Regions from separate parts of the Homo sapiens genome. Here region 2 is linked to region 1. Evidence: read pairs that join two places in POLR2A ChIA-PET (ENCODE). Cell type or tissue: B cell. All regions are shown on one strand. Links, peaks and the distances in the headings refer to the core of each region. The heading gives the core; the rest is flanking DNA.

Region 1 (11,723 bases), core at 2,697-10,696:
GCCCCACACCATTTTGACTCCCCTGGATACAAGAAAATTATAACATTTTGCCCCTTTTAAATGCTTTACTTGACAGATTTGAAAAGCTTGACCAATAGGGAAAACATGCCCTAATTATAGCTTTTGATATGGTTTGGGCAGAAGCTAAGCCAAACCTGCTTAGCTTGGTCAGCAGAATGGCCCCAAGGTGGCCCTGCGTGTGTTGTGATACGTGCGGGTGGAGGCCATCCATATGGCTCTGGCAGTGCTTGGTGAGGGCAGCACTGCCCTTGGACCCTGGCAAGTGGCACCCCAGGCCCTGCATTCTGATGGCCGCATGCTGGTCTCTGCTGGCCATGCCAACCCCCACAGGGGCAAGGGGCCTATGGAGCCAGCACACACCCACCTCCCAGTCCGCAGGCCCCTCCCAGGCCTGCTTCCCCAGGGGACCTCTTGGTGCCTGCGTGAGTGTCCCTGGGCCTGAAATGTGGCCGAGTAGTGGCCACCTGCCAAAGGGAAGGTGGTGGGCAGAGCAGTTCCAACGTGCTGGGGTGTCCCACGAAGGAACCCCTGGTGAGGGGTGGCAGAGGGAGGGAGTGGGGAGCAGACTCCAGGTCAGGGGCTCCAGGGAACCCAGAAACCTAGGGGTCAACTGTTCTTCCAGGTTGTTTAAGGGAGGTTTGTCGAGACAGGGGGAGAGCTCGTTCTTGAGGGGTAGGGAGTTTGCTGGGAAAATGCACGCGTCACCCCTTTTCTGTGAACTCTCTCTAGGTGCACGTGCCTTGCCCATGTCCTATTGGTTTGGTATTTTTTAATTTTCTATTTGTCAGTGCTCTTCATATATCAGAGAAATTAATCCTATTATGTCCTTTCAAAACACAATGATTTTTCCTTCTACAGGCAGTGCACATTGACTAAGTTCATTCCTTGCTTTTGTTGTTGTTTGCTATTATAAATAGGATTTTGTCTTCAATTATATCTTCTAAAAGTTCTTTTGATTGGTGAAAGCTATTGATTGCTGAATATTGGTTTTTGACCCCGACCATTTGCTGTTTTCTCCTCCTAATCATAATTTTTTCTTAGTTGGTTTCCAGTAATAAAGTCATGTTGTCTGAAGCTGGGTGCGGTGGCTCACGCCTGTAATTCCAGCACTCTGGGAGGCTGAGGCAGTGGATCACCTGAGGTCAGGAGTTTGAGACCAGCCTGGCCAACATGGCGAAACCCCATCTCTACTAAAACACAAAAATTAGCCGAGTGTGGTGGCGGACACCTGTAGTCCCAGCTACTTGGGAGGCTGAGGCAGCAGAATCGCTTGAACCTGAGAGACGGAGGTTGCAGTGAGCCAGGATTGCACCACTGCACTCCAGCCTGGGCAACAGAATGAGAATCCACCTCAAAAACAAGCAAACAAACAAACAAATAAATAAAATGATGTTGCCTGAGGAAAAAAATGTGGATAGTGGTGTGTGGGCCTCTCACTCCCCACCTGACAGGGCAGGCCTGGATGAGGGTGTGGGTTTTAAAGGAAGTAATGCAGAGGATTGAGTGTGACATTTTTAGAAAAAAAGTGGTCCTCTTTGAAAGGAAAAAGTACGTGATTCCAGTTACTGATAGTCTACTGAAGGAAATGATAATTTATAAACCTGACCTTGCTTCTTCACAGGCCAACTGGTCTCTTATGTGTCATTAGCCAAGTTCAAATTCTTCTTGCTTTTAAAAAAATCTTTTTTTTTTTCAGTTTGCAGAAGTACATATTATGGCCAAAAAAAAAAGAGACAATATGAAATATAAAAAGAGAAAATCCCTTTAATCCCTCCCACCTCAGAAAGAATCACTTTAAATGGTTTGATTTATTTTCTTAGGGCCTATATATTTTCTCACATACATAATTTTTATTATAGGTTTATTACATTTACTGCTCTTTTACATGAATGGTATATCATAAATACGGCTTAAAATTTGTTTGTTATTTTCATTTAACAGATATCTTGAACAAACTTCCATGGTATATATTATAGCTAGAATAACCTCATTCTGGAATAATCTATAGTGTGAATGTACCATAATTTGCCCAATCAAGCAGAACTATAATGTTTGGCATCTGAATCAGTTGCAAAGATTGTAGGTTAATTGCAGTTATAAAAATAGAGCTTGGAAATTGCAACTGCCCCAAGTTCTTCACGGCTCTTATGCAAGGCTGTGTCCTAAAGCCATAGGGAAGTTTAGCTTTCAGTTGCCTGTAACATTAAGGTTGTTTCATGATTTTTTGAAGGTTTGTTTCACACCATTTCCCCCCTTAAATCATTTAACTGAATGGTATGTAACAGGTGTAGTTTCTAATGAGTTCTTTTCTTCCCCTGTGGCTTTAGCATGGCACATTACACTTCTGTGGATTTAAAGTCCTTGCCCCTCAGATCAGCTTTGCTCCTGAAATTGCATCCGAAGAAGAAAGAAAGGGGATGGTGGCTGCGTGGTCCCAGAGGCTGCAGACCATCTGGAAGGAAGAGCCCATCCCCTGCACAGCCCACTGGCACTTCGGGCAATAACTCTGTGGCACGTGGGCATCACGTAAGCAGCACACTAGGAGGCCCAGGCGCAGGCAAAGAGAAGATGGTGCTGTCATGAAATAAAATTACAACATAGCTACCTGGGGATACTTTTTTCTTTCTGTTTTTTGTTTGTTTTTAATTTTAGCTTTAAGGAGCACATGGCCAGTACTGTTTCAGGGGAATATTGGGTGGCGCTGGGGTTTGGGCTTCTATTGATCCCATCACCCAAACAGTGAGCATAGTTCCCAATAGATAGTTTTTCAACACTTCCTTTCCTCCCTTCCTTCCCGCTTTTGGATTCCCAGCATCTATTGATCCCGTCTTTTCACCCCTGTGTACCCAATGTTTAGTTCCCACTTATAAGTTAGAACATGGGGAATTTGGTTTTGTTTCTGTGTTGATTCACTTAGGATAATGACCTCCAGCTGCATCCACGTTACTGCAAAGGACAGGATTTCATGTTTTTTTATGGCTGCATAGTATTCCATGGCGTCCGTGTACCACACTTTCTTTATCCAGTCCACTGTTGATGGGCACCTGGGTTGATTCCATGTCTTTGCTACTGTAAATAGTTCTGTGATGAACATACAAGTGCAGGCATCTTTTCATAGAATGATTTTTTTTTTCCTTTTGGTAGATACCCAGTAATGGGATTGCTGGGTTGAAGGGTAATTCTATTTTTAGCAAACTAGAAATATTTAATGAAGTACATGAATGAGTGTCTTCAGAATTGTACACAGTGAGATCAAATATTTTAATAATGAGCTTGTTATGTTGAATTCTATTCTGACCATCACTCACTGAGATTTTCTTTTCTTTCTTTCTTTTCTTTTCTTTCTTTTTTAAAGAGACAGAGTTTCACTATGTTGCCCGGGCTGGTCTCAAACCCCTTGCCTCAAGTAATCTTCCCACCTTGGGCCTCCCAAAGTGCTGGGATTGCAGGTGTGAGCCACCACACCTGGCCCAGATTTTCTTTAATATTTGTCTAATATCTTTCCATCTCCCTATATTCAAGCTTCATGTAATTTTATTTTCTGGTAATTCTCTGAGCATAGAGCTGGATTTGCTAGTTTTTTTATTTTATGACTCAACATGACAGTTTCTATTTTTCATAGAAAAGTTGAATCTGGGCCTGTTGCTTAATTTTCTTCTTTGTCTTTTTAAATTTACATTAGGACTATGAAGTTTTAATTGAACAGCCATTAACATATATGGTTATATGTTGCATGATGTTTCAATCAGTGATGGACTGCATGTACGATGGTGGTCCCCTAAGATTATAATGCCATGTTTTGTTTATTAAAATTTATTTAAGATTTATTTTATTATTTTTATAGATGAGGTCTCACTCTGTTGCCCCAGCTGGGTGCAGTGGCATGATCATACCTCACTAGGCTCAAGTGATCCTCCTGCCTCAGCATCCCTAGTAACTAGGACTACAGGCACATGCTACCACGCCTGGCTAATTATTTTAATTTTTGGTAGAGACAGGATCTCATTATGTTGCCCAAGCTGGTCTTGAACTCCTGGTCTCAAGCAGTCCACCCACCTCAGCTTCCCCAAGTGCTGAGATTACAGGCATGAGCTGCCTGCACCTGGACTAATACAGTAATTTTACTGTACCTTTTCCATGTTTAGATACAGAGATACCTATTATTGTGTTACAGTTGCCTACAGTATTCAGTACAGTAACATCTCTACAGGTTTATAGCCAAGGGCAATAGGCTCTACCATAAAGCCTGGGTGTGTAGTAGGCTGTACCATCTAGGTTTGTGTAAGTGCATTCTATGATGTTTGCGTGACAATGAAATCAACTAATTATGAAATCACTTAATGATACATTTCTCAGAATGTATCTCTTTTGTTAAGTGAAACATTACAAAATTTATTTTTTTGGGCACAGTGGCTCACTCCTGTAATCCCAGCACTTTGGGAGGCCAAGGCGGGCATGCCGATCACGAGGTCATCTCCTACAGGCAGTGCACATTGACTAAGTTCATTCCTTGCTTTTGCTGTTGTTTGCTATTATAAATAGGATTTTGTCTTCAATTATATCTTCTAAAAGTTCTTTTGATTGGTAAAAGCTATTGATTGCTGAATATTGGTTTTTGACCCCGACCGTTTGCTGTTTTCTCCTCCTAATCATAATTTTTTCTTAGTTGGTTTCCAGTAATAAAGTCATGTTGTCTGAGGCCGGGTGCGGTGGCTCACGCCTGTAATCCCAGCACTCTGGGAGGCTGAGGTGGCGGATCGAGACCACCCTGGCTAACACAGTGAAGCCCTGTCTCTACTAAAAATACAAATATTTAGCCGGGTCTGGTGGCGGGCGCCTGTAGTCCCAGCTACCCGGGAGGCTGAGGCAGGAGAATGGCGTGAAGCTGGGAAGCAGAGCTTGCAGTGAGCCGAGATTGTGCCACTGCACTCCAGCCTGGGTGACAGAGCGAGACTCCGTCAAAAAAAAAAAAAAAAAATTAATGGCTGGGCACTGTGGGTCATGCCTGTAATCCCAGCAATTTGGGAGGCTGAGATGGGATAACTGCTTGAGGCCAGGAGTTCAAGACCAGCTTGGGCAACATAATGAGACCCATCTCTACAAAAAATTTAAAAATATACATTAGTTAGGCATGGTGGCACGCACCTGTAATTCCAGCTACTCAGGAGGCTGAAGCAAGAGGGTCACGTGAGTCCAGGAGTTCAAGGCTGCAATGAGCCATGACTGTGTCACTGCACTCCAGCCTGGATGACAGAGCAAGACTCTTTTTAAAAATAGCCAGGCGTGATGGCTCTCACCTGGAATCCCAGCATTTTTGGAGGCTAAGATGGGCAGATTGCTTGAGTTCAGCAGTTTGAGGCCAGCCTGGGCAACATGGCGAAACCCCAACCCTATAAAAAAAAAAAAAAATTAGCCAGGTGTGGTGGCACACATCTGCAGTCCCAGGTACTTGGGAGGCTGAGGTGAGAGAATCGCTCGAGCTGGGAGGCAGAGGTTGCAGTGAGCTGAGATCACACCACTGCACTCCAGCCTTGGGTGACGGAATGAGACCTGTCTCAAAAAACAAATAAATAAATAAAAATAATTTAAAAATCATTAATTGCCAGTTACAATGAAAATTTAAAACTTTTAAAAAATTTAGTCTGATGGCATTGTACCACTGTGCCGTGTTCACGTAACCCTACTAATAATCACCCTGACACACAGCCACATGCAGATGGAGGAACTTCCCTAAAAGCAAGTTTGAGGGATTAAATATCATCTTTGTCATCATATCCTCCTCTTTTCCCTTTTCCTCCTCCTCCTTGTCATCACTACTGAGGACAGCACTGCTGGCTGTGCCCAGGGGCCCTTCTTCCTCAACGCCCCCAGCACCACCCAAAGTCCCCCTCTGTGGAATCGGAGCACTGAGTGTGTTGGCCTCAGGGACACTGAAGGAAGCCGCCCGCCCGTCCTCTCAGCCTTGGAGTCTGTTCAACCATTATCATTCAAACCACCTTCCATCAAAGGTTTGAATACAATGAGCAGCTGCTCCTGCATTCCTCCAGGACACAGGTTCACCAGCTGGGTGTCTGTCAAAGACAATGAGCCTCCGAGTTGGTCCAAACTTGACTCTCCTTGAAGGTCTTCTCTGGCCATCCTCAAAATCCACAGGATGAAATGTGTTCGATGAGGACAACTCACTCGTGTCGCGGCGTTTGGATGGGCTGCGGCGTGGCCGCTTCTGCCGTAGAGACGGAGCCTTCCTGTGGTTCGCGCACTTCCTTCCTGAAGCCTCATATTTCCCATTCCGTTGATACTTGGCCACCTCAACCTGCAACGTGCAGTTTCCAGTGTCATCTTCATCCAAATGCATGAATGCAAGATCCACAGCTTCCCTCTTCCAATGATCGCACAGCCTGTCTCCTTTAAGATGTCCTTGGTTATCTCTGTAAAACTTGACCTTAAGTTCTTCTGTCTGGGGATCGCTCATAATAATGCCAAATGGACAGGCGTGTGAATGCCTCCACGGTAACGACCAGAGGCAAACCGGCACATACACGTTTGTATTTCTCCTTCTTCAGCATGAAGCCTTCCTTTTTCTCCCCTCTTTGTGGGATCAGTGGGTTTGGGGTTTTTCTTGGTGGCAGAGCAGCGCCGTCACCGAGCAGCCGTCGCTGGCCTGATATGCAGCGGTGAAGTCTTCACTGGTTTCTCTTCTGCTCCTGTGTGCTTGCAGAAACCGGGCTGGCTCTTGATTGGGATTGTAGGCTGCAGAGGCTGGGGAAGGGCAGACAGCCTCGGGAGACACGCCGGAAAGGGCGGCTCCCTCGTGCTCCTCAGTGACTCAGGGTTTTGGCCACATAGCTCCCCTCCTCCACCCTCGCTCAGCAGGCTGCATCCGGGGCGGGGCTGGCAGGCAAAGAGGCTGTGTCACAGCCCTTCAGAGCCTCAAGCTGGGGTCCCTAGGGTTTCTGGACCTCAGATCACTGTGAGGCAGGAGGTCCTCCACCCTCCCTCCGGCAACTCTGAAGTATGGGAAGGTGCGTTCTCGAACTGCCGAGGGGCCTGTTCCTGTGTGGGTTGAGAGGATGGGAAGTTGCTGAAATCCAACCTCTCTGAGAGCCGGTGCTGTCACCTTGGCCTGAGTATGCTGAAGACATTAATTCCGGTTCCCAAGCAAAACTGTTAGCAATTCGAGGGCTGGGCTCTTGCCTATGTCTCATCTCCTGTTAGTACCGGGCACCCTGATACATTTTCTGCCGGTTTTTAAGAATTTTTTTTTGAGACGGAGTTTCACTCTTGTTGCCCAGGCTGGAGTGCAATGGCGCGATCTCGGCTCACCTCGACTTCCACCTCCCTGGTTCAAGCGATTCTCCTGCCTCAGCCTCCCGAGTAGCTGGAATTACAGGCATGCGCCACCATGCCCGGCTAATTTTGTATTTTTAGTAGAGACAGGGTTTCTCCATGTTGGTCAGGCTGAACTCACCCGACCTCAGGTGATCTGCCTGCCTTGGCTTCCCAAAGTGCTGGGATTACAGGCATGAGCCACCGCGCCCGGCCGGTTTTTAAGATCTTATTGCTGAAAAACTTAAAATAAAAAATAAATTCAGTATCAGCAGGGCAGCAGGAATTGCCATTAAAAAAAAAAAAAGAAAATTGGAAATGACTGCAGCCAGGTGTGTGTGATTGGGCCCCGCGACCTTTTTCTTAGGCAAACAGGGCTTTGTGGATGCAGAAAGACTTCTTTGGTTGTGTAGTTTGTCTCAGAGCCTCTCGTGGGTGGAGCCTGGTAAAAAGAGGAAAGAGACTCATGTTGCTCAATGTGAGGAAGCACCAGGAATTTTGGAGAAGTTCCCAGCAGCTCAGGAGAGTGGCTGGTGCCTTGTCCCAGGGGAGAGGGAAATAAGCACAGGCCTATTTCTTTCTCAAGACGGAAAAACCGAGCCCCAGAAAATGGCGATAAGATGGGGATGCAGGAAAAAGCTAGCTAATGAACAGTTCAGCAGTGGGCACCGTGTGGGAACCTCTCCTAAGCCGCCCTCCCTCTGATGGATGCATGCTCAAGTGATTTCGTTGGCCCTTAAAGGAAAGTGTTATTCCATCCTGTAATCCTAGCACTTTAAAAGGAGGCCGAGGTGGGAGGATCACCTGAGGTCAGGAGTTCACGACCAGCCTGGCCAACATGGTGAAACCCCGTCTCTACTAAAAAATACAAAAATTGGCCGGGTGTGGTGGCATATGCCTATAGTCCCAGCTACTTGGGAGGCTGAGGCAGGAGAATCACTTGAACCCGGGAGGTGGAGGTTGCAGTGAGGTGAGATCGTGCCATTGCACTCCAGCCTGGCCACAGAGCGAGACTCCATCTCAAAAAAAAAAAAAAAAAAAGACATCTGCCCAAGGGTCATAGCTGTAGAGGGGCAGATGTGGTTTGAACCCAGGGCGTCTGGTTCCTCTCTGGAAGCAACCAAAGTGCCTGTGATTGGGGTAGTGACAAAGCACTCTGAGCCGCTGCATGGCAGATGCTGTGAAGAGTCATCTTTGCCTGTCCCATATCTATTCCCATTTTTTCTGATTGTAACACCTTGTTTTTTTGTGTGTGGTGGGGGAACCATGCCCTTTCAACCAAGCTATGTGGTGTTCATAAGGGTAGCCCCTCCTCCGACCCCAGGAGTGGCAGTTCACAGCCCTGACTGATCACAGTGTTCCGTGGCCTAGCTGTAACCACCCCAGGGAGTGAGACTGAACTCAGGGGTTCATTGGACCTATCAGGAAAGAGAGACCTTTCTTGTTTCTGGACTTGGAGCTGTGATGAAGTAAGTGGGTCAGGGGCCAACACATAGACAGCGTTGGCCTACAAATGCAGCCCAGGCAGAGGACGGTGCAGCCAAGCCACACAGAGAGACAACTTCCTAGTGACACGCTGTGAACTCCTGCATCCACCCCTGCCTGAACTGGAGCTTTTCCTCTTCAGCTCTTCAGTTATGTGAGGCAAGATGTTGCCTTTTTTGCTTAATGCTGTGAGTTGAGTGTACAGCAGTTACAATCAAAGAATCCTAAATAATGCTGCAAGCATGGTGACTATCTACATGGGAATATGCAGTACTCCAGTGAAGACAAAACATAAATTAATTTTGGAATCTGATGACCATAATCTAAAAACATTCATAGAGGTATATAAAAATTATAACAAAATTTAAAGTAGCATATCTCCTCATGAAGCAGGTTAAGTGTATACACAAAGAAGGAGGAGGAAAAGGTGAGAAAGAATCTGCCCTTGTGGGGAAGTGACAGAGGCAGAAGAGGCTGATGCAGTCCTGCATCCAGGCCCAGCTCTGCCAGCAGCTGAGTACCCCTGAACAAGCTCCCCCACCTCTTCGGGCCTCACTTTCCCCATCTATGAAAGAAAGGGAGTCTAGCTTCCATAGCTGCCCCAGCTGATACGCAAGGTGCCAGTGTGTCCTCAGTCCTGTCAGGAGAAACCTTCCCCACTAGAATCCCAGGAGGAGCTTGAAATCCTGTCTGGGATCCTGACGGCCCAGGTGCTGACCCTGCCTCGGGTTGTGTCTGCTAAGAAGTCTGATTTCTGCTCATCTCTCCCCATTTCTTTCTTCCCATAAAGTGGGCTGATGCGCTGGAACGTCGATGCAGCCAGTGATGTGTTTGATGAGAATGTATTGAGAGTAAAGCTGCCCAGAATCCAAGTGTGTGTCATCTGAACTCTTGAATCATGGATGGAAGGTATGTCCTCTGTTGATGTCTCGCAGCCTGAGCTGACAATCTGTAAGAAGGTTTTGTTATCTTCATGTTACAGATGGTGAACCGAAACTTACAGAGCTCAAGTCACTTGACCAGGCTCCACCCCTACAAGAGGCAGCACGCAAACTAAAAACCAGGCGGCCTTTTCCAAAGCTTGTGCTCTGCTCCACTGCTGGAAGGAACCCTTCGGGGAATTGAAGCAGCACTGAACAAAGGCCATTTTTAAGAAGCGACACCAGAAACCTAAGGCGGGGTCCCCGGCTCAACAAGGATCTCATGTTTTGTGGGTCAGAGATTCTTGTGTCGTGTCTGGGTGAGGTCAAAAACCATGCAGAGACTTTCACTTCCTGTTCTGTGGCAGACAAGACATCTGAAAAGCTCTCCTGCAGCAACACTTCTAGATGCCAAGTAAATCACAGCAAGTGCACTTTTAAATGTGTTACTAAGATCATAAAAATGAAGGAAAATGCCCAAGCATATCCCCAACCCCTCACCCCACAACCACCACCACCACAATAAACAAGTTGCTGACAGTGGATTGGCAAGCGAGAGTGGAACCTTAGGCTGCGTTGGCATCAAATACTAATAACCAAGCAAAAGGGAGCAAGACCAGGCCTGGGGGCTGTGCCATTGAGAGGTGACCGCGTGCTGGCAGTCCTCACAGCCCTCGTTCGCTCTCGGCGCCTGCTCTGCCTGGGCTCCCACTTCGGCGGCACTTGAGGAGCCCTTCAGCCCGCCGCTGCACTGTGGGAGCCCCTTTCTGGGCTGGCCAAGGCCGGAGCCGGCTCCCTCAGCTTGCAGGGAGGTGTGCAGAGAGAGGCGCGAGCGGGAACCGGGGCTGCGCGCGACGCTTGCGGGGCAGCTGGAGTTCCGGGTGGGCGTGGGCTTGGCGGGCCCCGCACTCAGAGCAGCCGGGCGGCCCTGTCGGCCCCGGGCAATAAGGGCTTAGCACCCGGGCCAGCGGCTGCGGAGGATGTACTGGGTCCCCCAGCAGTGCCAGCCCACGGGCGCTGCGCTCGATTTCTCGCCGGGCTTTAGCTGCCTTCCCGCGGGGCAGGGCTCGGGACCTGCAGCCCGCCATGCCTGAGCCTCCCCCACTCTCCGTGAGCTACTGGGCAGCCCAAGCCTCCCCCAAGAGCGCCGCCTCCTGCTCCAGGCGCCCAGTCCCATCAACCACCCAAGGGCTGAGAAGTGCAGGCACAGGGCGCGGGACTGGCAGGCAGCTCCACCTGGGTGAAGCCAGCTGGGCTCCTGAGTGTGGTGGGGACGTGGAGAACCTTTATGTCTAGCTCAGGGATTGTAAACACACCAATTGGCACTCTGTATCTACCTCAAAGTTTGTAAACACACCAATCAGCACCCTGTGTCTAGCTCAGGGTTTGTGAATGCACCAATCCACACTCTGTATCTAGCTATTCTGGTGGGGCCTTGGAGAACCTTTATGTCTAGCTCAGGGATTGTAAACGCACCAATCAGCACCCTGTCAAAACAGACCACTTGGCTCTACCAATCAGCAGGATGTGGGTGGGGCCAGATAAGAGTATAAAAGCAGGCTGCCCTAGCCAGCAATAGCAACGAAGTCGGATTTGTTTCCATGCTGTGACGGTTTTGTTTTTTTGCTTATTGTAATAGCTTTTGCTGTTGTACTCTTTTCTGGTCTACACTGCGTTTATGAGTTGTAACAGTCGTCACAAAGGCCTGCAGCTTTCACTTTCTGCCTCAGCCAGCGAGACTGCAAACCCACCAAAAAAAAAACTTAACTGTCACACCCACCCTAAGGGTCTGCAGCTGGGTTTTTGAAATCAGACCAAGAACCCACCAATTCAGAACCCACCAATTCGGGACACACCATGTGGGCAGCTGAATCAAGACTTTGTGGAGGAGCTCCAAAGTGGGTAGAAAAGTACGTTCACCCTTACAGGGAGACTGGCAGGCAGCCTTTTTCCTTCTCGGTAGAAAAATAA
Region 2 (12,894 bases), core at 2,959-10,958, 220 kb before region 1:
GATGGCAAAGTGACTTCCTGAGAGTCAGCAGGATGGAAACCCCCAGAGCCGGCCCTGCCCGGCCACCTTGCCAGTGGCTCCAGGTTCTTACATGCATCAGAATCACCTGGAGGACTCGCTAAAAATCCCAGAATTTCTAATTCAGTCCATCTTCAATGGGGCCTAAGAATTTGTGTTTCCAACTATAAGTTCTCAGGTGGTGCTAACGGGGCTGGTCCACACGGACCACACTTTGAGAACAACTTCACCGTGCTATGTGACCTGCCATCAATAGCCTAGAAATAAGTTTTTGGTGGCAAACAGGCTCTTTTCAGACTCATCTCCTGCCTCTCTACCTGTAGCTGTCATTTATCTTTTCTTCCTTGCTCTAAACACATTCAGTGACTTATGAGGCCTTAAGGAGGTCCTGAGTCTCCATGCCACCTGGGCTTGCCTCCTTTGTCCCCCTCCCCTGTCATTCCTTCTGACACCAGCTGCTGCTTCTCTCCAGGTGTTTGTCATCCACACTTGAAATTGCTGCATGGGTGGGGAACATGGCTGCTGTGTGGCTGTGTGGGCAGGGCAAGGCCCAGGGGGCCTGGCTGAGGGCCGACAGTGAGCAGGCAGAAATCCAGAGGAGAGGATGTCTTTTTCTGTCTCACAAAGGCACACGTGGGCTAGCTGGGCTCTGAGGAAAGAGAGAGGCTTTTGAGCAAGTCCGTTTATGCTTCTTGCCTATTTTGCTTTAGCTTGTGGCTTCCGGTGAAAACACGCCTTCTTACTCATTTGGCTCCTTACTGAGGAATAAAATATACGAATTCCACTCCGTAGCCTGCAAATTCTCTACCTGTCTCATCGCCTCCTCACTGTTGCAGGTAGTTGAGACAAGTACAGTGGAACAGAAAGTCTGTTGGGCCAAGAATAGACTTTCTGGTATGAGATTCCCCAAGTGTGGGGAATGGTGAATGTCAGAAGCTTGAGTAGCAAGTGCACACATGGGGCGGGTCTCTTGTCACTTGTACTGGTTGTGCTCTAGTCACAGTAGGCTCTGAGGAAGCCAGGGTCCATGTGGCCATCTGCTTGAGCAACCTGCAAAGTCCTGGGTGTGGTATTTCTTTACTCTGCATGAAGTTACTCAACTGCCATCTGTATGACTAGCCAACTTTGAAGCAGAAACTATCTGAATTAGAATTCCATATTTCTTCCATTCTCTAATTTTTTTGAAATTCTGCCCCCATGATCTATAAAAAAAATGTGAAGTCTTCACCTAACCATCCACTTCATTAAGTCTCTCCTTCCTCTGCTCACATCACACTGCATAGGTTCTGTCTTTTTGGCTGTGGGTTATAAGCCTTCTGAGGGCAAGCATAGTCATAGTCATGTTCATTCCACAATGTTTGGCTCCTAGTAGCTTTTCAGCAAGTAATTGCTTAACTGACTTTCCCCGCTACAGAAGACGATGCTTTTCAAGAATAGACAATTCCATGTCACAGATAGTGTAGGTGTGAACGTCCCCAGGCTCAGGGCAGTGGATTAGTCATGAGCCGAGATCATTTTTCATGCTCTGGTTTGCACAGTGGAATGACTGGAGTAGCTTAGGATGTGGTATGAATTTCCTACTAGTGCACTAAAAACAGGATTCACATCCCTTCTGCCTTATGATTGTTTATGCAATAACCTCATTGCAAATGTCGTGTTGCTGTACCTTCCCATGATGTTTTAATGAAGTAGAATTTTAAAATATAATTAACGTGCTTAAGGTCATAAATCATAAAACAGATTTGGACAACTTCTGGATCATAGTATTTCAGCCTCTCTAAGCCTCAGTTTCCTTATCTCTTAAAGGAGGATAGATTACAATAATCTCTACAAACTCATGCAGTTTAAAAATACATTGTTGTTGCTGAGGCGGGTGGATCGTGAGGTCAGGAGTTCGAGACCAACCTGACCAACATGGTGAAACCCTGTCTCTACTAAAAATACGAAAATTAGCCAGCCATGGTGGCGTGCACCTGTAATCCCAGCTACTCAGGAGGTTGAGGCAGGAGAATTGCTTGAACCTGGGAGGCGGAGCTTGCAGTGAGCCAAGATTGTGCCATTGCACCCCAGCCTGGGCGACAGAGTGAGACTCCATCTCAAAAAAGTAAGTAAATAAATAAATAAATAAATAAATAAACCAACAACAACAAAACATAGTTGTTATCTGTATCATAAGAACTACTTAAAGGAAAATCTCCATTTTGCTAATGAGTCATTAAATACATATTTTACATCCTTCCAACAAGCTTCCATGTTGAGAAAACTGGCTTTTGAGACAAGGCCATTGTTCAATCTCTGGTAAGTCACTTCACTCATTCAGGCCTCGATTTTCTCAGCTTGGAAGTGGGTATAACAATGACTTCTAGGTTCACTTTTATTTTTTGGCAGGGCCACTTTTACACTGGAAGTTTCTTATGAAAATCAAGTAAGATATGCAGATAAAAATATACTATCAACTGTCAAGTGCTATTTAAATTAAGGCACGATTATTTTGACTGTTTACATGGGAAAGCATTAAGAAATATTAGCGGTTTTCAGAAGCCAGATGCTATGGAAGTCAGAATTGTTTCATTAGCTCACATGATATTCAAATGGGCATGGAATGAACTCCAGTGGGAAAGTGAGCAGTGTGCCCTGTGCCTTCCTCTCCCCCTGTCTCCTTTTCTTCCTCTTTGGAGAAACCTTGGCTCCTTCCTCCTTGGGAGAGAGCAGACCTGGATGGCCACAGATTTTGATGGACGTGCTGCCTTTTGTAAGCAGGAGTTGTCTTGGCCCCTTTGGTAGATTTAGAAGGGTCTGTTACTGCCTGTCTTCCCACTCCATCTGCCCATTCCAGTAACCAGAAACAGGCTTGATTGAGAAGCTAAATTTAGAGAACTCAGGATCATCAAAGAATACTGCTGAACCCGGTGATGGTGCGGAAATCGTGAAATAGCAGAGGAGAGGAGCCCTCAGGACAGTTCATACCAGAAACCTCTTTTCTAGTTTCCTCTGACCTGTGGGTTGTCACCGTGACACAGAACTGGAAAGAGAACAGACGGGGTGTCACAACAGCGAGGCTTATGAAATCTTTGCAAAACTTTCCGCAAGTCAGGCTTGAACTAGGAGTACGAGCTGCCCTCCAGGTGGGTGACACATCTACGACCCCGCAGGACCACCAGCCCCACGCTTTCAGCCAGTGCTGCCCAGAGTGCGGTGCCCGGACCAGCAGCCAGCAACCTGAGCCCATGAGAAATGCAGAACGCGACGCCCAGGCTCGGCCAACTCAGCTGGAATTGCTAAGGAATCTGTGTGAACAAAAGCTCAAGAGATTTTTTTATGCCTCCTTCATTTTAAGAAACAATATTGGCTGGGCGCCGTGGCTCACGCCTGTAATCCCAGCACTTTGGGAGGCCGAGGCGGGTGGATCACGAGGTCAGGAGATCGAGACCATCCTGGCTAATATGGTGAAACCCCATCTCTCCTAAAAATACAAAAAAATTAGCCGGGCGTGGTGGTGGGCGCCTGTAGTCCCAGCTACTCGGGAGGCTGAGGCAGGAGAATGGCGTGAACCCAGGAGGCAGAGCTTGCAGTGAGCCAAGACTGCACCACTGCACTCCAGCCTGGGCGACAGAGCAAGACTCCGTCTAAAAAAAAAAAAAAAAACGAAACAATATTGTAAGTTATGCTCAAAGACTTTTGTGTCAGAATGTCAGGGAAATGGATCACATGGTTCAGTAACTGTCAGATAATTTCAAAACAGCACATCACCTTCCCCAGGCTCTTCTCTTTCTCCTCAAGTGCCTCACTGGGACTCTCCTTCTCTTTTATCTGGAAGCAGAGGCCTTGCAAGGGCTGGCTGATCATCCCACAGTTCCAGCGTTTGCAGGGCAGCACTGGGCATTTTGAAGGGCAGGAAGGAGGAGGGGGTGGGCTGCTCTTGCACCTCCCCTGTGCCCACCTCCAGTCACCAACCCAAAAGCTGCTCTCTAGAGAACAAGTCCAGTCCTCTCTCATCTCCCTGCTGTTCCTCAATTTCAAGTCTCTTTCATAAGGAAATGTCCAAAGCTCTTGAAGGCTGGATGTCTCTCCACTGAGAAGACTCTTACTCAATTCAGATGTCTATGAGGAAATCCCATCACACCTTTTGCTCTGGGCCCACCCATTCCTTCTGGATTTAGGGCCCTCGCGTAGGGAAGAGCCGCGTGGGACAGCCACACATGGTAGAGCCCGCAAGGGCAGCTCCAGGGTTGTGCTCTGTCTGCAGGACCAAGGACACAAGGGAAGCCCCTTGGGGCAGCAAGTGGTCTTGGTGAATTGAGAAACTGAGGCCTCAGCACAGAAGGAAGGAAATGAGAGGAAGCTGGCCAGGTGTGACTCTGGGCTCAGTGGCCTGGAGGCTCAGCACCAGATCCCTTCCTGCAGCTTCCCAGGCCTTCGCTAGCTCCTTCCAGCCAGGAGTTTGAATGCTGGGTGGACCAAGACACCTGAAGTTTCCTACAGTGGCAAGGGTGGGAGAGAAGGGGGTGGCCCTCAGTGATGTAGTCCCTGGAAACTTAGGCAAGAACTGAGAATGAATGTGTCCTCGGCAGGACTGTGCAGCTGTTCTTCCCTCCCTGCTCCCCTCCCAGAACATGTGACAGGTGAAGTTCACAAGCAGCACATTCTTCACAGTTCCCAGGTCCCTGAAATCCCTTGAGACAGCCAACAGCAAGCAAGGTGGGGAGGGACGAAGTCCCAGAAATGACTTCACAAGAATGTACACAAACAACGAAGCCCCAATTTGAATCTCACAGGTTCAGCCCTGGCCTGATCTCACCCAAGGCAGATCTCCTCCTCCTCCTCCTCCTCCTCCTCCTCTTCCTCCTCCTCCTCCTCCTCTTCCTCCTCCTCCTCCTTCTCCTCCTCCTCCCCTGCTCCTACTCCTCCCCTTCCTCCATGCTGCCCTGGGCAGGCTGTGAGAGGAGATGGGGAGAGAGCTGCTGTCACTTTAAAATCAGCCTCTGCTGTGACTTCAAGCTAATCCATCAAACTAACTTCAAATGAATTCCTCCTCTCCATTCAAATATGTTTAAGCTCACAGTTTCTTTTTCTTTGTCTTTTTTTTTTTTTGCATCAAGAAGATACTTTTAAATAAATAGTTGCTAAAATACTTGTGAGGTAGTGATAACTTTGAAATAAATACTATTTTAAACAAAATTCACAGAAAGCCCCCTATTGATTGGAATCATTGCATGCAGTGAGTTGCAATATATTAAATAGATAGCTCCTGCTGCATGCCCGGTGATGTGGCCCCTCTCCTGGGCCGTGGATGGAGACACATTTGCAGAGATCTGCTTGCTTGGCTACCGCAGGCATGGAGGATTCGCGTACGCATGACAGCAACCCCTTTCTCCGGGGACATTTACTCTTCCTCCGGGGACATTTACTCTTCCTCCAAGTGTGTGATGTGAGGGGAGCTGTGGACTCCTCAAGGCCCAGGCTGCCCCGCCCAGCACAGGGAGGAACACTCCCTCCAGGTGGCCTCCTCTCCTGCCCCTTCCTCAGGCCCTAGTCACTCCGTCCAAGGACAGGCTCTTGGTCTAAGTTCTTCCCTGGGAACACAGGAGCAAGCCCTGACTCTTTGGTCATGACGCTCAGAGATGTGAACATGTGTTTCCCGCTACGTGAAGAAGCCAGTGTGAGGAAACAAGGCTGGGAAGAACCCAGCCGAGAGGAGGAGACAGCCAGGGCCCATGCCAGGCCTAGTGACAGGTGTTTCTGACACCCCCCACACCCCTGCCATTTCTGTGGTAGCTTGAAACTTCCAAAAATCCCTTCTTTTGTTTCCTCTTAATCCAGTTTAAATTGGGTTTCAATAACTGGCAACCAAGAGGAGTTATGACCAATGAACAGCAGGGCTAGTGTGGGGGCGGAGCCGGGCCAGGTGGGTTCCAGCCGTGCAGAGGCCCATGAGGCCACGGGTTCAGTAGCTGTCGGGGTGGGTGGAGCGCAGCCCCAGAAACCTCATACCCATTGGGGTACCTTGGTTTATTGGGAACTTGGGCATTTGGATTTTCTTTTTTTTTTTTTTCTTTTTTTTGAGATGGAGTCTCACTCTGTCGCCCAGGCTGGAGTGCAGTGGCATGATCTCAGCTCACTGCAACCTCTGCCTCCTGGGTTAAAGCAGTTCTCCTGCCTCAGCCTCCCAAGTAGCTGGGATTACAGGCACCCGCCACCAAGGCCAGCTAATTCTTGTATTTTTAGTAGAGAGGGGGTTTCACCGTGTTGGCCAGGCTGGTCTCAAACTCCTGACCTCAGGTGATCCGCCCTCCTCGGCCTCCCAAAATAATGCGATTACAGGTGTGAGCCATTGTGGCCAGCCTGGATTTTCTATTGAAAAAGGAAACTCAAAATGTATTTTGAAATGGAGGTAAGCAGAGTGTCTTTGTCTTCAAGAACTATAAAAGTCTGGTGGGAACGTCCTTTTACTCTAGTTTTTGTTTGTTTGTTTGCTTCAATTTCAATCAGAAGCAGCCAGGCTTGGCAGCTGCTCCTCCCTTACCTCTGTCCCTCTCCATCAGGCCCCATCCCCTGATACCACATCCCTCACTAAGGGGCAGAGGCTGTGGAGAGAGCATGGCTTTGCACTTAAGCCTGGTTTCCAGTCCTGGCTCATTGCAGCCACACCTTGAACCTCCATCCTTCATTCGTAAAACTGAGCAAATGACACCTACATGTAGGACCAGAGAGTTCAAAAATGAATACAAAATGCATGGCACATAGAAGGTGTTTTGCTACAGATCTTGAAAGTCTCCTATATAATAACACTTTCTAGTCAAAGTAAAGATTTTTCTTTCTGATCCTGAGTATTTTTAGAAGTGGCCAGGATCATACTCCTGTGCTGGGGCCTGGACAGATGTGGTTTTTCTGTCCACCTGCAAAGTCAGGAGTGTCAAACACTCGTTCTGGGGCATTCACTTCTGGAGGTCCTTTTTCCTGTGTTGTTAGAACATACATAAGTAAATGGAGCTGGGTGACGGTCTGCGTTCGAGCCCTAAGACTAGACCACTTGCAGATAATCAACACCATGTCACATAGCATCACAGCACTGGAAAGGAACTTCTGAGTCACTTAATCCAATTTCCACAGTAACCACGTGTCATCCACTGACAATGTGACCGAAACACCATGGTGGGAACAGGAAAGATCAAAAGCAAAGATAGTTTGGCAGATAATGTGTCTGATCATAACTTTTTCCATTAATATAGCTAGTAAACACCAATCCCTAATCTAATCAGCTCGATAATACCACTGCCTGCAAATAAAAAATGGCACATTATTTTTAGCACAGTGACCATAGGTTACAGATATGGAGAATTTAACTGGAAACCTGACTGCCTTCACTAAGTACGTGAGTAACAGACCAAGGTAGCTCCTCCGCTGACCCTATGCCTTCCCGTGATATTCCATTTAGTTCCCTCGGAGTTTCTGTGGATGGTCCAGGCTCACTGGAGAAAGGTCTAGAAGGGGTTTGTGAAGCAGTGTCACTGGGCACTGTTTATGAACGTGTCTGAGCCTGGTGAGATAGAACACAGTCAAATTCAACAAACACCATGAAGTGGATTTCTTACTCACAGATGAACGGCAAGGGACTGCAGAAGCCATGGCTCCATTGCAAGCCGGTCCCCAAGGCTCAGGAAAGCTGCCCGGGGCGGGTGGAGTCTCATCTGTGTGTACCCTACTTGCACCACAGTTGAGGGACCCCCAGAAAGCAGCCTGCCCTGGGTTTTATACCCTGGGGTCACAGGACACACTGGGCTGCAGTGTTGAAGGACGTCCTGTTTCTAGGGGAGACTGGGACAGAGCCCAGGCAGGCCCAGTCAGTCCCTCCCTATCTCGGGATGCAGCATTCCAGCATATTCTATGATTATTCTTGACAGCTATGAGTGAGAAGTGGGGCAGAACTGGGTTAGTCCACGGTCACCTGGAGAGCTGTCCTGCAGTCCACCTCCCAACCCAGGTAGCCCCTTCCACAAAGCCAGTCCATTGCCTCTGCCCTCCGACCTCTCCAGATCTGGAGACGGAGGCGTGTCTTGTCAGGTTGATGTAACACCTTGACGGACACAGGCTCAGTGCAATGTCATTGAGCCATAGCCAGGTTACACTTCACCAGGCCCGGGGGACCACAACCACAGCAGGATGGCCAGGCCTGCTGGGAGCAGCAGTCTGGCCCAGGATCCCAGTGATCCAGGTAACGAAGTTGGAGAAGAGTCCTTAGGTGGCCCCACTGTGACCCAGTGGGTCTGCCTCCAGATCTCCTCTCCTTGTGTCTCTGCAATCCCTGACATGCACACTCTTCTTGGTCAGGGAAGACAGTCTTGAACAATCCTGTCATCTGAAGCAGCCTTCCAGAAGGAGCCAAGGGCTGGCGGCTGGCTGCCCAGGCAGAGGCGGTGGAGGCAGTGATACCTGCCATGCTCAGGGACAGGTGTCTTTTTTTTTTCTTTTTTTTTTTTAAATTTTTTTTTTTAATTTTTTTTTTATTATACTCTAAGTTTTAGGGTACATGTGCACATTGTGCAGGTTAGTTACATATGTATACATGTGCCATGCTGGTGCGCTGCACCCACTAACGTGTCATCTAGCATTAGGTATATCTCCCAATGCTATCCCTCCCCCCTCCCCCGACCCCACCACAGTCCCCAGAGTGTGATATTCCCCTTCCTGTGTCCATGTGATCTCATTGTTCAATTCCCACCTATGAGTGAGAATATGCGGTGTTTGGTTTTTTGTTCTTGCGATAGTTTACTGAGAATGATGGTTTCCAATTTCATCCATGTCCCTACAAAGGACATGAACTCATCATTTTTTATGGCTGCATAGTATTCCATGGTGTATATGTGCCACATTTTCTTTTGTTTTTCATGAGCACTGACTCCTACGATGGTACCAGAGATCCCTTAGGGGACATAAACCCGGTCTGTTACTCCTCCTGACAGGTCCCTAGCAAGTCTGGTGTAAAGCCCCAGATTGTTGGCCCAATGGTATGGCCCATTCCCAGGGGTGATAGCCAGGTTGCTCCCAGCACACCCAGTGTACAGGATCCCACCATCTGCCAGCTTTGCTGGCATGACATTGCCCATCCCAGGGCTGCCCACAGAGAAAGGTGTAGCCCTTCCCCCACGTTACTGCTCAGTGCCTACTTGGGGGTGTGGAGGCACTGGCACTCACCAGCCAAGCCTCATGGACACAGAGTTGCGGAGCTCAGTCTCCCCTGCACAGATGGCTGCTACTAATCCAATTCTTATTTTCTTTATTGCATGGGGACACCTCCTGTCCATGGAAACAAAGGAGTGTGGTGTGTCAAAGGACCAGCCCATGGAGAGGCTTATTAGTCGTGTTCATGCCATTTTGCTGCAGAATCGGTTAAGTTAAAACATGGCACCTCCAGCTCCCTCCCATGCCTGGGTGCCAGAGCCTCCCTCCGTCAGCCAGGGCTCAGGCCCCGTTGGGTGTGTGGTGGTGTCAGACACACAGATGTCATTCACCGCTGATGGGATGAGAGGGTTGCTCTGGTCAGGGACAGAACGAGGTCCAGAAGGGCAGATCTAGCAGTTTGCCAGGTTGCCTGGGAGGGCTACAGCTCAGAGAGCCTGACAAAGGCATTGGGCTCCTGGGCGTCTGCTCCCACGTCTTTGTGGAAAAGCAGACACATTAGTGCCCCTCCCCCACTCGCAGTTCCAGGTGTTCCCCACCTGTGGACAAGGGTGGGCTGAGTTGCTGCAGTGACCAAGTCTGTCTGCCCCAGCCCAGGCCACTACCTCTGTGGCACCCATGGCCCCTGTTGCATGACTCAGACCTTCAGGCCTCAGTCATCTAGTCCAGGAAAGGGTATCACGTCCTGTACAAACAACATGTCCGATAATGTTGCCCATTCTAGTGGAAAGTCAGATGTTCCCCCTGCCACTAGAGAGACCCTAGCGCTTTGGTATTCCTTGGTCCCATCCCCACTCCTGTGGGACCCCATAGAGGGGAGACCCCCAGGGGAAGTATTGAGTCCAGGTTCAAGTTGGGGGCCCTGTCTGGGGTACTATGGCAGCCTGAACCACAAACCACCTTCAGGACATGCACTCTAAAGGGAGAAGGGAAAAAGAATGGTTGGGAATGCTGAGATTGGGATTTCACAGGTGCAGCCTAATCAGGTGGCTGCCTGCCGCCCCCCCATCACCGTCACCCTTACAAGCCCAGTGTCTCTCAATGTGCCCTGCAGTGTCACGCTTCCCTCTAGCGCCGCTGGGTTAGGGTCTCCCTGACTGAGCTGGTCTTGGCACTTCCCTTGTGCGGGAGTACAGAGTTTAGGGTCCATAATACCCTAGTCAGATGGTGTCACCCCGCTAGCAGGCCATCTTGATGTCCTGTCTTCGGTTTCGTTGTGGGCAATGGTTCCATCATTCAGCAGCCCCGCTGGCCTGCAGGTGACAGCGCGCGTGGAAAGTCTATCCTATTTCGTGAGTACGCACCCACTGTTATACTGCTAAGGCAGTGAAGGATGTTCCTTGGGCAGAGTGAGGTTCCGGGATATCCAAAAACATGACAGAAGCTCCTCTCAAGGGCGGCCATGGTAGTCTCAACATCCACTTGAGTGACATCTCTGTGTCCCTTCCAGGCAGCAAGCTATTGTCATAGTCCTTTAACAGGAAACCCTTTAATAGTCCAGCCACTCAGTAGCCATTCTCCTGAACAGTCATGTAGGCTGTTAGCCACAGTCCATGAATCAGTGAATATCTAACAAGATATGGTGGTGGCTTGCATGGCCATCACCCCTGCCTGTGGTCCAGCCCGTTGGACAGAACATCCATGTGCAGTCTCAATTGAAAGACAGCCATTCACTGGCTGGACAGTGGCCGCAGCCCAGTGGACCCTGTCTGCTCGTTGTTTTGCAGAGCTGTCAGTAAGCCATGCCATATCATAGGCAGTCCAGTCTCTGAATCTGAATCTTGGGTCCCAGGTAGCCCCAGGAGGAGCTGAAGCACCCCTGTCAGCTCACATGGTACCTTCTGTCAAGCTAGCCATTATTCATGAAGCCCACCGGCCCCTTGGATACTGGCTGGATCCAATCTTAAAGGTACTATTTTCACTTAACAGTTGAGCTCTGATGAGCCTGTTTGATTTTATTGGTGGAATTTGTAAGCATTCAAGTTGGACAGTTCAGGTTGCAACATCACATGTGGATGTCCAGTTTCCTGCACTGCCCAGTAGCAATCAAGCAGTTGCCATTCAATAGATGTACATCTGGGGGCTGCTTTAGGAATTACGTGTCCAAAACCTGAGGCCGGTGCACCCCAGTGGCAGTTTCCTGTTGCAAGAGGCTCCAATTGGCACGTGTGGAGATGGCAGACACCTATAATTCCATTGGGCTAGCAGACTCTAAAAGTTTTAAAGGCTGTGCCCCAGACAAAAGTTGTTAAGTGACTTCCAAGTCCTGCTATTACAAAGGGCCCTGTTCAAAGTTGGCAGCTTTGCCTGTCACCTTGACTAAGGAGGGCAAAAGAACACAAGGTGGGTATATGCTGTCTCCAGCACTCAAAGAGACCTACCTGCTATGGAACCTCCTCTTGATTAGTGGATGCTGCCAGGCCAACAGTTTTTGCTTGATGGCATCTGGGATATTTCTTTGGCTTCCTGCCCAAGTGGCCTTGGCGTTCAGCCTGCAACAGTCTGTTGTTGGTCTCCATCCCCTGAAGGTCTTTTTGACCAGCCAAAGTCAACCGTCACATTGCGACAGAATGGTTTGTAACATTTTTATCAGAATTAACGCAAAGTCCTGTTCTCCACTTTGCATTCAGTACTGCTTTTGTTGAACACCCCACTGGGGCTTGGGGAGCTTAGGTGGTAGGCAGGAGTGGATCTGCGCCGCTGTTGCTGTGAGGGCATGCCGTCTAGGTGGTGTGACGTTCTGTGCCACAGCAGCCCAAGTGTCGATGCCTATAATGCAGAGGTCCTCAACCATTTTGGCACCAGGGACTGGTTTTGTGGAAGACAGTTTTTCCAAGACAGGGGAGTGGATGCTTTCAAGACGATTCAAGCCCATTATATTTACCATTACCTTCTCGTAAGGTGCACGCAACCTAAGTCCTTCGCATGCGCAGTCCACAGTGGGGCTCGTGCCCCTGTGAGAATCTAATGCCGCCGCTGTTCTGACAGGAGGCGGAGCTCAGGTGGTGATACTCCCTCGTCCATGCTCACCTCCTGCTGTGCGACCTGGTTCCTAACAGGCCACAGGTCAGTACCAGTCTGTGGCCCAGGGGGTTGGGACCCCTGCTACAGTGCAGAGGTGGGAACCGTGGTCACTGTGCCCAAAATGGCTCAAAGGGCCCCACCCACAGCAAATAGGCACTGTCAGTCGCCATGTCTGTCCTCAAACCTGCCGATGGCATCAGTTTAATTTTTCTCTTCTTTGACAGGAGCATGGTGGGGGCCTGGAGACCTTGTCCCCACCCTTAATTGCACCATTTCTTCTGTCCTCTCTCATCAGCTATCCCAGAGAGCCACGACATGGCCTCCCCTGCATTTTGCCCACATCTGTCCCTTAGATCCAAATTCTCCTTTTCTGTGAAGACCCACATTGTGCATGCGGGTTCCCTCTCGGGTACCCCAGGGTCCACCTGCGTACCCACTCCTGAACTCTCCAGCCCCGGGAATGAGTGATCACATGAGTGCCCAGCAACCAGGGGGTTGTGTGCCATGCTCTCATTTCCATATTCTTTTCTCCCCATGTCAGTCCCTACAGCCAGCTCTCTCTCATCTGTGTGTGTGTGTGTGTGTGTGTGTGTGTGTGTGTTTGTGTGTGTAGGGAGGGTGACCTCTGTTCCACTTATCACCCTTCCTTCTCTATAAAACTTCCAGCTTCATGTC

Evidence for each region. ChIA-PET counts read pairs that join two places held together with the same protein. Peaks named below come from ENCODE experiments on the same cell type or tissue, not always from the same donor. Only the 100,000 strongest peaks of a DNase experiment are listed, where the experiment ranks them.
Region 2: POLR2A ChIA-PET joins it to region 1 with 11 read pairs; 4 of 35 experiments call an interaction of 5 or more read pairs at or near these places.

The regions. Positions count from the first base shown.
Region 1 is chr6:3,017,131-3,028,853 of GRCh38, forward strand. LOC101927759 (a long non-coding RNA gene) reads left to right here and starts at 6,933. Exons shown (of 3, transcript NR_152848.1): 1 at 6,933-7,043; 2 at 9,623-9,741; 3 at 9,815-10,304. It overlaps NQO2 (N-ribosyldihydronicotinamide:quinone dehydrogenase 2), which reads left to right. Exons shown (of 7, transcript NM_000904.6): 7 at 2,349-2,625. The coding sequence ends at 2,525. It also overlaps the pseudogene HTATSF1P2. RefSeq lists enhancers at 1-400, 401-900, 6,107-7,306, 8,750-8,859, 9,828-9,987 and a silencer at 8,345-8,639. In B cell, for the core only: no CTCF peak of the experiment used is centred there; DNase peaks (open chromatin) are centred at 6,781, 8,891 and 10,041; H3K4me3 peaks cover 2,311 bases; H3K27ac peaks cover 2,541 bases; H3K27me3 peaks cover 444 bases.
Region 2 is chr6:2,793,021-2,805,914 of GRCh38, forward strand. It overlaps LOC124901241 (a long non-coding RNA gene), which reads right to left. Exons shown (of 3, transcript XR_007059408.1): 1 at 11,577-12,894; 2 at 9,211-9,312. Among named protein-coding and RNA genes, the nearest start is that of WRNIP1, 34 kb to the left of the region's middle. RefSeq lists a silencer at 4,780-4,884 and an enhancer at 9,076-9,576. In B cell, for the core only: no CTCF peak of the experiment used is centred there; no DNase peak of the experiment used is centred there.